Linked DNA regions of Homo sapiens: region 1 is linked to region 2. The links are chromatin loops, found by intact Hi-C in ENCODE. Cell type or tissue: endothelial cell of umbilical vein. All regions are shown on one strand.

Evidence for each region. Hi-C counts contacts between places; a loop is a spot of excess contacts. Peaks named below come from ENCODE experiments on the same cell type or tissue, not always from the same donor. Only the 100,000 strongest peaks of a DNase experiment are listed, where the experiment ranks them.
Region 1: it touches region 2 in a loop (1.9-fold over the local background); 5 of 110 quality-filtered maps call a loop at or near these places.

The regions. Positions count from the first base shown.
Region 1 is chr1:61,130,057-61,135,056 of GRCh38, forward strand. The region is part of intron 2 of NFIA (nuclear factor I A); the gene reads left to right. Among named protein-coding and RNA genes, the nearest start is that of NFIA, 50 kb to the left of the region's middle. In endothelial cell of umbilical vein, no CTCF peak of the experiment used is centred here; DNase peaks (open chromatin) are centred at 1,875 and 2,845; H3K27ac peaks cover 1,497 bases.
Region 2 is chr1:61,285,731-61,290,730 of GRCh38, forward strand. All of the region lies in intron 3 of NFIA (nuclear factor I A), which reads left to right. Among named protein-coding and RNA genes, the nearest start is that of NFIA-AS1, 35 kb to the left of the region's middle. In endothelial cell of umbilical vein, no CTCF peak of the experiment used is centred here; DNase peaks (open chromatin) are centred at 2,201 and 4,001; H3K27ac peaks cover 2,843 bases.

The DNA.
Region 1 (5,000 bases), 160 kb before region 2:
AGCTAAAGTCAATGTCAGTGATTGCTTCAAGCATGATAGTCTTACCAGCCTACACTCTAAGCTTTTCTTATGCTTCCAGAATGACTTACTCAGCAATCACTTCTACTTTGTATTAAAACAGTTTTGGTTATTCAGGTAGGAAGAAGAGAAAAAAACCAGGCTGTTTCCAGTTGTCTGGGGTTTACATTATGTTACCTCTCAGACTGTTAGTGAAATCAGGGAGACTAGTGGTTTTTACGGCATCAGAGATACCAAATGTACAACAGACAGATGTCATCTTACTCTTTTTAAGTCATGGACAAAAAGACAGACACATTGCCCTGTAACTTTCAGATCTTCTGTAACCTTTTTAAACAACATAGGAGAGAAGTTGGTACTTGTACCCAAGGGAAGAGAAAGTTAATGAGTAGAAAAGACAGAATTTATTTAGGAAAACGATGGAATTAAGCTCTGGACAAAACATGCATCAGTGATGCATAACATTTTTGTTAATTGGGTCTTAACAGGTTTCTGACTCATATGGTAATCATTGTAGAAGTGGGTCTTACTAGACCACGCCAGTGGCAAATTGCGAAGCTGTAAGAACTCTTACCTCCCTGTGTGTGTGCACCTGAGTGTGTGGGGGGGCGTACGTTTCTGTAGCTTAATTTAGGTTCCACATACACTTCAGTGGTTAAACCTGAGCTAGACTCAAATAGTTTGTTTCCATTAAGAAAATGAATCTTTTATGTGGACCAAGGTCAGGTTAGTTAATTTGTTTGCTTTTATTGGAATAACTTTTCCCATTCCAATTCATCACTTAATTTTAAGTGGTTCTACTAAAATACCCATTAAAGTCCTTTACATTTCTCACAGACTAGGGCTATGACAGATTCATAAGACGTTTCTTTTTTCCTCAAGGCACAAAAGGTAGCTTTTCTGGTCATCAATCTAGTCTTCCTTGTTCCTAATTTCACAACAGTGGGGCAACATTTTATATAATACCAATATGAACTCTAATTGCAAAGAGACTAAATGAAATCTTCACACGAAGCAAGATTAATTAAAATATAAAATGTGCTTGACTGTGGTAAAACATTTCTTTTAAAAAAAATAGTATGACTTTTTTTTTTTTTTTTGCTAAATCTTTCTTTTTTGTACACCTCACCCTCTTCTTCACTGATGCATTTTCCAGCAACTGGAAGTTCACTCTGGCTAGGAAAGTAACTAAATGTGATGTTATCATTCTAATTAGTGATTACAAAAGATCAATTAATGTTATAATTAAAAACAGTGTCTAGATCTGTTGTTTGTAGTGAATAAATGTGACAATTACTTTGTTCATTGACATAGATGTGTTGAATTTCCTCCCTAGATTTTAAGGGGATGCATTTTAGTGCTGATGTGTGCATTTAACTGTGGACAGTAGGAACAAGGCAAGCATATTAGGGGAAGAGTAGGGCCCCTAATGTCTAAGCTACAGACATATTTTAGCATGCTTGACACCTTTCCTTGGTATATGATGCTATATCAGCAACTTGTACTCATTGGATCTGGAGCCTCTAGCTTTTAATATTTTATCACTAAATGCTTAAGTGTTTATGTTGCAAAAAGAAAAGGAAAAAAAAAAGATTCCCACTTGGACTCTCAAACCATGTGAACAGGCTACTCTATGATAACTATGTCATTAATGATTTTGGTTTCATTTATGGCAATAATTTTTAAGTTGATCAGTCAGGATAGTAAGTATGTGATTTTTGCAGATCTGGTTGAATTTTTTTCTGATACAGACCAAGCTGTTTTTCATACATTGAAGCCTGGGAAAGCTCTGTTACTGTTAAAAGAGTAACCATATCTCTTCACTGAATTGTTGCCAAGCAGATGTAGACTTTTGGAGTGTGCCCAGAAAACCTCTACAGCTGATACTTTGGTGACTTGTTCCTACTCCTGGCTTTACTGGCACCTATTTAAATAGCAGAGGAACATAATTGTGTTTTGGTAGGTCAAAATTTTATACACTTCTGTAGAAAAAATTATATATAGGTAAGCCAATTGGTAGAAATGAAGTAAACCCAATTTGCTTGTTGAGATTAGCACTGAAGATATGCTAAGCTTTGGTTATGTCATTTGGTCAAAAAAGAATGAGGAAAATCCCTCAGAAAAGTTATCTGAGAGATCAGCACTGAACGTCAAGCCAGCCTGTCCACTCCCATTACTAAAAGAAATCTCCCCTTTTAACTTCATCCCATAAATGGATCATGCTTCCTGGATCCACCCGAGGAGGACGTGGTTTAGTTTTAGATTCTTAGATTACAGACTTCCACCATCAGTTTCAGTATTCTTTTCACGATATTAATGTTATGAAAACTGTTAGAAATGAGGAAATACCGCCATGTCAGGTTCACTCATGGATCAAGAAATGAGCATTTTCTTAAACATCAGTCCAAAACAACAAACCTCAAGTACCATAAGTTCAGATAACTTGGGAGCAGTTGAAATCCTTTAAGCCACAAAGATAGTGTCTTTTGGCATGGCTGGTGAAAGAAGGAAGCTGGTTGAATTCATTGACTAACTCTGTTGCTGGCTAAAAAGACAATTAAGGAGAAAAGGGATGGAAGAAGAAAAGAACCAAAGAAACTAAAATCTGTTTCTTTTTCAGGAGGAGTTGGAAGATGAGGAGTAACACAACACTTTAGATATACATGTTAAAAACTTATAACAAATCATAGATCATACTAAAGGATTACCGAAGTTTAGAACATGGCTGAGGGTATAGATGTCAGATTTTCTTACACAATAGTGGGTCTTTTGTTTCAGAGTTCACTCTTGGCAAGCAACTCCCTACCACTGCGTTAATTTCCTGTCGATCTTTCATTCAGCAACAGACCTAGAGATGGGGAGCAGACACTGCCCCCCCCACCCAGGCTTTTTAAGACTGTGCTTTGTGTAGATTAAAAAGACGAAGGAAAAAAGAATAAACTTTTTCCAAACAAGATGTCCATGTGCATTCTTTAAGATCCTGTGTGTGCTTAAAACGATCCTGTAAAAAAGCCCTCTCCATAATTTTGAACCTCTCCTTTTTCTAAAGACTTTTATAGGCATTTTTTTTTCTTCTTCTCAGCATGTGAACCAATGTGTAACTCAAATAGATGTTACTTTGCTGTTTACTTAGATTGTTTTAAAAGGCTAGCTGTGTGGAGGAATGAGGAAGGAAGGGAGGCGGGAGTGGCTGGAGTTTTTTTTTTTCTCTGTTGACCTAATGAATGCAGTTCTTAAAAAATAATAAATATTTATATGTGGTCTTAATTTTTAATGAGTCTCATAAACTGGCTGGTATAGAAAAGTGTATGAAAAGCCATATATATTAAACTATAGTTATTATAAATACATGCATATGTACACTAGAATGTTTTATGAGGAAGGGAACTTACTAGTCTTGTTCACTCTTTGTTTTCCCAGTGTCTAGAACAGTGCCTGACATACAACTGGTACTCAGTAAATATTTGTTGAGTGAACAAAATGAATGTAAATTGACAGCATTGCCTAGTGGGGGTACCATTAGACTAGAATTCAGAAAACTTGGAGTCTGGTTCCATCACTGCCATTAATCAAGAATATATTGTTGCTGAAATCACATAACTTCTTTGCTCCTCTGTTTTTTATAAAAAACTGGGACTAGCCCAGCTATTCAGGAGTCTGTGGTGGAAGGATGACTTGAGCCCAGGAGTTTGAGGCTGTAGTGGGCTACGATTGTGCCTGTGAATAGCCACTGCACTCCAGCCTGGGCAACATAGTGAGACCCTGTCTCTTAAAGGAATAATAGGGGCTGGGTGCGGTGGCTCACACCTGTAATCCTAGCACTTTGGGAGGCTGAGGGGGTGGATCCAGACCAGCCTGGCCAACATGGTGAAACCCCATCTCTCTAACTAAAAATACAAAAATTAGCCGGGCGTGGTGGTGCATGCCTGTAATCCCAGCTACTCAGGAGGCTGAGGCAGGAGAATCGCTTGAATCCAGGAGGCAGAGGTTACAGTGAGCACTCCAGCCTGGGTGACGGTGCAAGACTCTGTCTCAAAAACAAAAAACAAAAAGAGGAATAATAGTATCTGCTCTCCTTGCCTTTTGTGGGTTTTTTTGATGATTAAATGATATCTGAGGGATACAAAAATGCTTTGGAAACTACAGGGTGCTTTACAGACTGTGTGTGTGAGTGTGTGTGTGTGTGTGTGTGTGTGTGTGTGTGTGTGTGTGTACAGAAAATCCTTTATCTCTTTGCTTCTCAATTTCTTTTCTTAGGAAAATCAGATTATTTAAATCCCATTATGCACAGCTCTCCTCTGTTCTTACTAAGCCTCTGTATTCCATTACCTCCAGTAAATCAGTAAAAGGTGGTGAGTCAGGCTGTAGTGGAAAGCGGGGTCTGCTGTTTTCTCATGTCCATGTTACTCTGTGGGACTCAGAAATCTTGCTTACATGTCTCATGAACTTTCTTACCTGTTTGAACTATACAGGCTATAACATATGACTTAGAGTCTTTTAGTTATGACCACTCTTAAGATTGATGACTAAGTTGAAGTATTTATTAGTTGTTATTATGGTGGATTGATAATCATGCATTTTAACATAGTAAACTAAAGTCTGTGTCGTAGAATTAGCTATAATTTACTTTTTAGGCTGGATGAGGTTACTGATGCTTGTAATCCCAGCACATCGAAAGGCTGAGGTGGGAGGATTGTTTGAGTCCAGGAGTTCAAGACAGGCCTGGGCAACATAGGGAGACCCTGTCTCTATTATCATAAATAAAAACAAATTTTTTTAAACAAGTGTATATATGCATATGCTTATGTGTTGTAATAATAATATGTCCCAGAGTTGCACATCTGGAAGAGAAGAAGATAGCAACTGAAAAGAAAATAGAATGGTATTGACAAAGAGAAAAGATGGCGTCATTAGGACAATTACTTTTTATTTTTGGAACAACTCGAGGCTTTACACCCATTCTTTTCCCACATTTATTTTTT
Region 2 (5,000 bases):
TACTTGGTTGATTTTAACCCAAAGGGAACCAGGGAGTCTCATATGGCTTATCCACAGGCATCATATGGTGAATATCCAAAAAGAGAAATGTAAGGATATTGTGGCAAGGCTCGGCAAAATAGGAATAGCTTTTCAACAATCTTTCCACGAAGGAAAGTCAGTGTTTTCTTAGATCTCTGTAGGTATTTTACAACCAGAGAGCTTCTCAGCAAGTAGCACTTGTAAACTCAGAGATGAACAAGAAGAAGCCAAATCACAGCTTCCGAATAGGTCAAATTAGCAAAAGAGACTTGCCATTAAAAGCCTGACACTGAGCGTCTGTTAAGGGAAAATCAGTTGTCCAAGTCACTTAAAGACTTGTACCTCAATTTTCTCATAAGTAATTTAACAGATCATTCTTAAGAATTGCTGGATAGGCCGGGCAGGATGGCTCACGCCTGTAATCCCAGCACTTTGGGAGGCCAAGGCAGGCGGATCACGAGGTCAGGGGATTGAGACCATCCTGGCTAACACTGTGAAACCCTGTCTCTACTTAAAAAAAAAAAAAATTAGCCGGGTGTGGTTGCAGGCGCCTGTAGTCCCAGCTACTCAGGAGGCTGAGGCAGGAGAATGGCATGAACCTGGGAGGCAGAGCTTGCAGTGAGCAGAGATTGCGCCACTGCACTCCAGCCTGGGTGACCGAGCGAGACTCTGTCTCAAAAAAAAAAAAAAAAATAGAATTGCTGGATATATTTGGACTAGGTATTGGATGTGTTAAGGGAATACAGAGATAGAGCAGACATCCTGCTCTTGAGAACCTGATAGTCTAGTAAAAGGGAAAAGACACCATTTGTTCGTTCATTCATTCAACAGGTATTTATCAAATACACTCTAAGAACCAGGCATGTTCTAGGCATCACACTGAGCAAAACAGAAAATCCTACTCTTAATTTAGCTTACCTTCTTGGGGAAGGAGACAGACAATCAGCTGATTAATACACATGTCACATGCCAAGTGGCATCAAACATTATAAAAGAAAATAAGGCAATATAAGGGATTAAAGAAGGGAGGATGTGGGTACTGTCTTATAAAGGGTGGTAAAGGAAGGCCTTTCTGATGTGTTGACATTTGAGTTAAGTCCTAATGAAGTCAAAGAAGTGAATTATGCAGATATTAGGGACTTTTATTCTAAGAAGAGGGAACATTAAATATAACAGCCCTGAGACATGCTGGAAGAACACTAAGGGGGTTGGTGTGGCTTGAAGGGTACAAACAAGGGAGAGAATAGTTGCAGATGAGTAGCAGGAAGGCAAATCATATTGGATCTTGTAAGCCAAGGAAAAGATATGGCACATCCTTGAAAAGCCATGGTATACTCTGGAAGAATGCACATATGAGTCCATTCATTTCTTGGTACAGTAGATATGTCCTGATCCCCTACACTGTGATAGTCACTGTTCTAGATAATGAGTGTTCAGTGGGAAGCAAAGTAGACAGAGTTTAGTGTGGAGTTGTACACAAAGACCTCATTCATAGCATTGTTAAGGAATGAGACTCTGATTTGTCATGGCAGTATCTTTTAGTACCTCCAAAGGTTTTCCCTCGTGCATATTACTAAAAGCCAAGTTACTTGCATGGAATAATATTTGGTTTCACATACCCAATTGTGTAAACAATTATTTCTCAAAATGGAGGTCGAAATCTGTGGAGTTTCAGCTTACCCCTGCTCTCGTGACCCCATTAGATTATAACCCCCAGGTCTCACATACATTCACCATGAAGGTGGATTTTGTTCCTAAATAGTTGCCAGATGTAGCACAATGGTGGCTCACACCTGTAATCCCAGCACTTTGGGAGGCCAAGGCAGGTAGATCACTTGTGGCCAGGAGTTTGAGACCAGCCTGGGCAACATGGCAAAACCCGTGACAGAGCAAGACTGTCCCCAACCCCCCCCAAAAAAAACAAGATGCCAAGTTAAATTTGAGTTTCAGATAAACAGTGAATAATTTTTTAGTACTGCGTGAAATATACTTACACAAACAAAGTATTCATTGTTTGTCTAGACCAAGTTTTGTATTTTATCTGGCAACCAGTTGTAATTCTCCACATATTCCTGTGGAGGTTACATAGGCAATAGTAACAGCAGTGTATGAAAAGGTTTGATTAGTCTGTGATGATTTCACTGATCACAAAAGGTCAAACCACTGGAATTTAACCCACTGAAAATGAAATCTGGGAAGAGTACTACAAAGTTCTAGTGACTTGGCTGCTTAAATTCCATTCCTTCCGCATCTGCTGGTACCTAGCCCAGTAGTTTTCTTGGAACAATAAACCACTTGTGAGGCACAGTCAATAGGTACAATATAATAGTTGAGAGCCACTCAGCCCATGCAAGTGAGTGTATAAGTTTAATTAGTCGTGTATTAATTGAGTAAGCCACTGCGACACTGTGTGAGCCCATACATCCAGTTACTGGCAGACCATTTACTCACGAAAGATGATGAAAATAGGAAATCAGTCAAATAATAGAGCATTTGGAATTCGCACATCCAAAGGTGAAGTAGAGAAATGGCATTTCTGATAAACTTGAAAATAGAAGGGGCCATATTTTTCATGTGCAATATGGAATGATAAATGTATATGTTTTCATCTGTAATTGGGACAACTTTGCTAGGTATGACAAATCTTGTTTGAACATGTTAAAGAAATATAGTGTAACCTTTGAATCCTCCTGCTTTAAAAAAGAATAGTGTTCACAGATTCAAGGAAAACAATTTTGGAAATAGGGTTAAACTCTATTAGGCTTAAAGCCAGATAATAACAAAAATAATGATTTTTGGTGATAATAATCATAATAGTAGCTCACAATCATTGTGGACTTTCTGTGTGCCAGTATGTTAGTTTGGGTCCTCCAAGAATAATATGTCCTGATAGGACAAGAGATTTATTGGGGCAATACCTATCAAATATAAAGGGGGACAGAGCAAGAGTAGATTGAGAGAACTTTTAGGCTGCAGTACAGTTCTGACAGGTGGGAAAGGAGGAGGGAAGAATGAGAGATTGGGTTGGAAGAATCCCAGAGCTCTCACTCCCATTGCCTAGGCTGGAGTGCAGTGGTATGATCATGGCTCACTGCAGCCTCAACCTCCCAGGCTCAGGTGATGCTCCCACCTCAGCCTACCAAATAGCTGAGACTATAGGCACACGCCACCAAGCCCAGCTAATTTACTGTATTTTTAGTAGAGACGAGGGTCTCACTATGTTGTCCAGGCTGGGTTCAAACTCCTGGGCTCAAGAGATCCACCTGCCTCAACCTCTCAAAGTGCTGGGGTCACAGGTGTGAGCCACTGCGCCTGGAGTAAGCTTCTAAGAAAATTTTGACCATGCCAATGGAGAGTCCCTGAGCTTAAGTCCCCTGTTGGAAGAATTCTGTGTTTTATAGGAATGGGTCTGTGTTGGTATCCTCCCCCTCAGTTATTGGCTGGAAACAGCCTGGAGGAAGTGTGGCCTTTAAGCAAATGTGGTGGTGGATTCAGAGGAGCAGCCCTGTTAGGCAACCATGTTCCTTGCAACAGGTGGTCAGGGTGGACCATTTTTATTCATGGCCACCAGAGCCATGCACTGTGCTGAGTTCTATATTCATGATCTTATATCATCTTAATATAATCCTATGGAGGTAGGTGCTATTAGTGTGCCCATTTTACAGATTAGGAAACTGAGACACAAAGAATTTAAGTAGCTTGTCCTACAGTCAAGAAGGCATAAAGGGTATTCAGACTCAACTCTAAGTCCAGAGTCTTAACTGCTTAACCATGGCATTCTATTAGAGAAAGAATGGAATTCAAACTCTGGTTCTATAATGTATTGATTGTATAAATTTGAACAAGTTATTTAAACTCTTAAACTTTTATTTTCTAATGTATAAGGTGCGATGTCATCACCTTCCCAGGAAATGTGTTTTCGTTGCTGTTTTGTTCTGAGCACAAACAACGTTAGTTCCTTTTCCTTCCTCTTGTTTTGCTCTCATCTAGGATTGTCATCTCTTCCTTTATTTCTTATCTCATCTTCCCAGGTATCTGCCTCAGCCTTGTTCAGGCACCCACAGGCTTAACTACATCCTCAGAACTAACAGGACTGTTTCTGTGTGGATTATATGTCTGGATGTAGATATGTGGAAAGTGCTGAGCACTTGCAACAATCCATAAATAGATACTCAATAAAATGTAGCTCGCCTTCTCTCTCATCCACCTCATTGCCTCATAGACATGAACTAGGTGCCAGGGACATCTTCTTTTTAAGTTTCTTTTTTTTTTTTTTTTGACAAAATATACATCTTTATAGAAAAATTACATTCTTATTTTTTTATGAACACTTTGTTCTTTTTTTCTACAGTCTCAAGTATTATGAGTATATGGTACTTTAATAGATATTTTTAAACAATGGACTGAGTTTTCATTTGATTTTTCTGCTGGAGGTGGAGACTATAAAATGAGGTTAGTTGCAAGGTATTTATACCAGATGCCATTATGTTTGTTAGATGGCATAAAACAATTATGATTGCCAATAAATTTAAAAGTGTTTCCGTTGCAAAAGATTTAGGAGTATAGTTTTACTGAAAACATAAAATGTTTCTTTTCATTCCCCATTTTTTGTGCAGTACAATAGAAATTTGTGCCCCATTCCTTTCATTTTAGATTTCTGAATTATTTAAAAGAATTGGTTAATTCTCCATTTCAAGTGAGCAAGACAAAGTTCATTAGGATATCTGATTCCTAGCAGGTCCCACATTCACAGATCATGTTAACTCCATAGAGAGGTTTATCTTCTTTTAAAATTACAAATGCTACCCACACTGAAAGCTTTTCAGTTTAATGCATTGTTACAGCTTTGAACTCTTCAGTAGGATCCTAAACAATAGAAAGAAGGAAAATGAAGCACCTTGTTGTCCGAGCTTGAGCCAGTTCTAAAAGTAGCAGTGCAGAACGTCTATGTCCTTTCAATTCTAGTGGATTTGCAACAC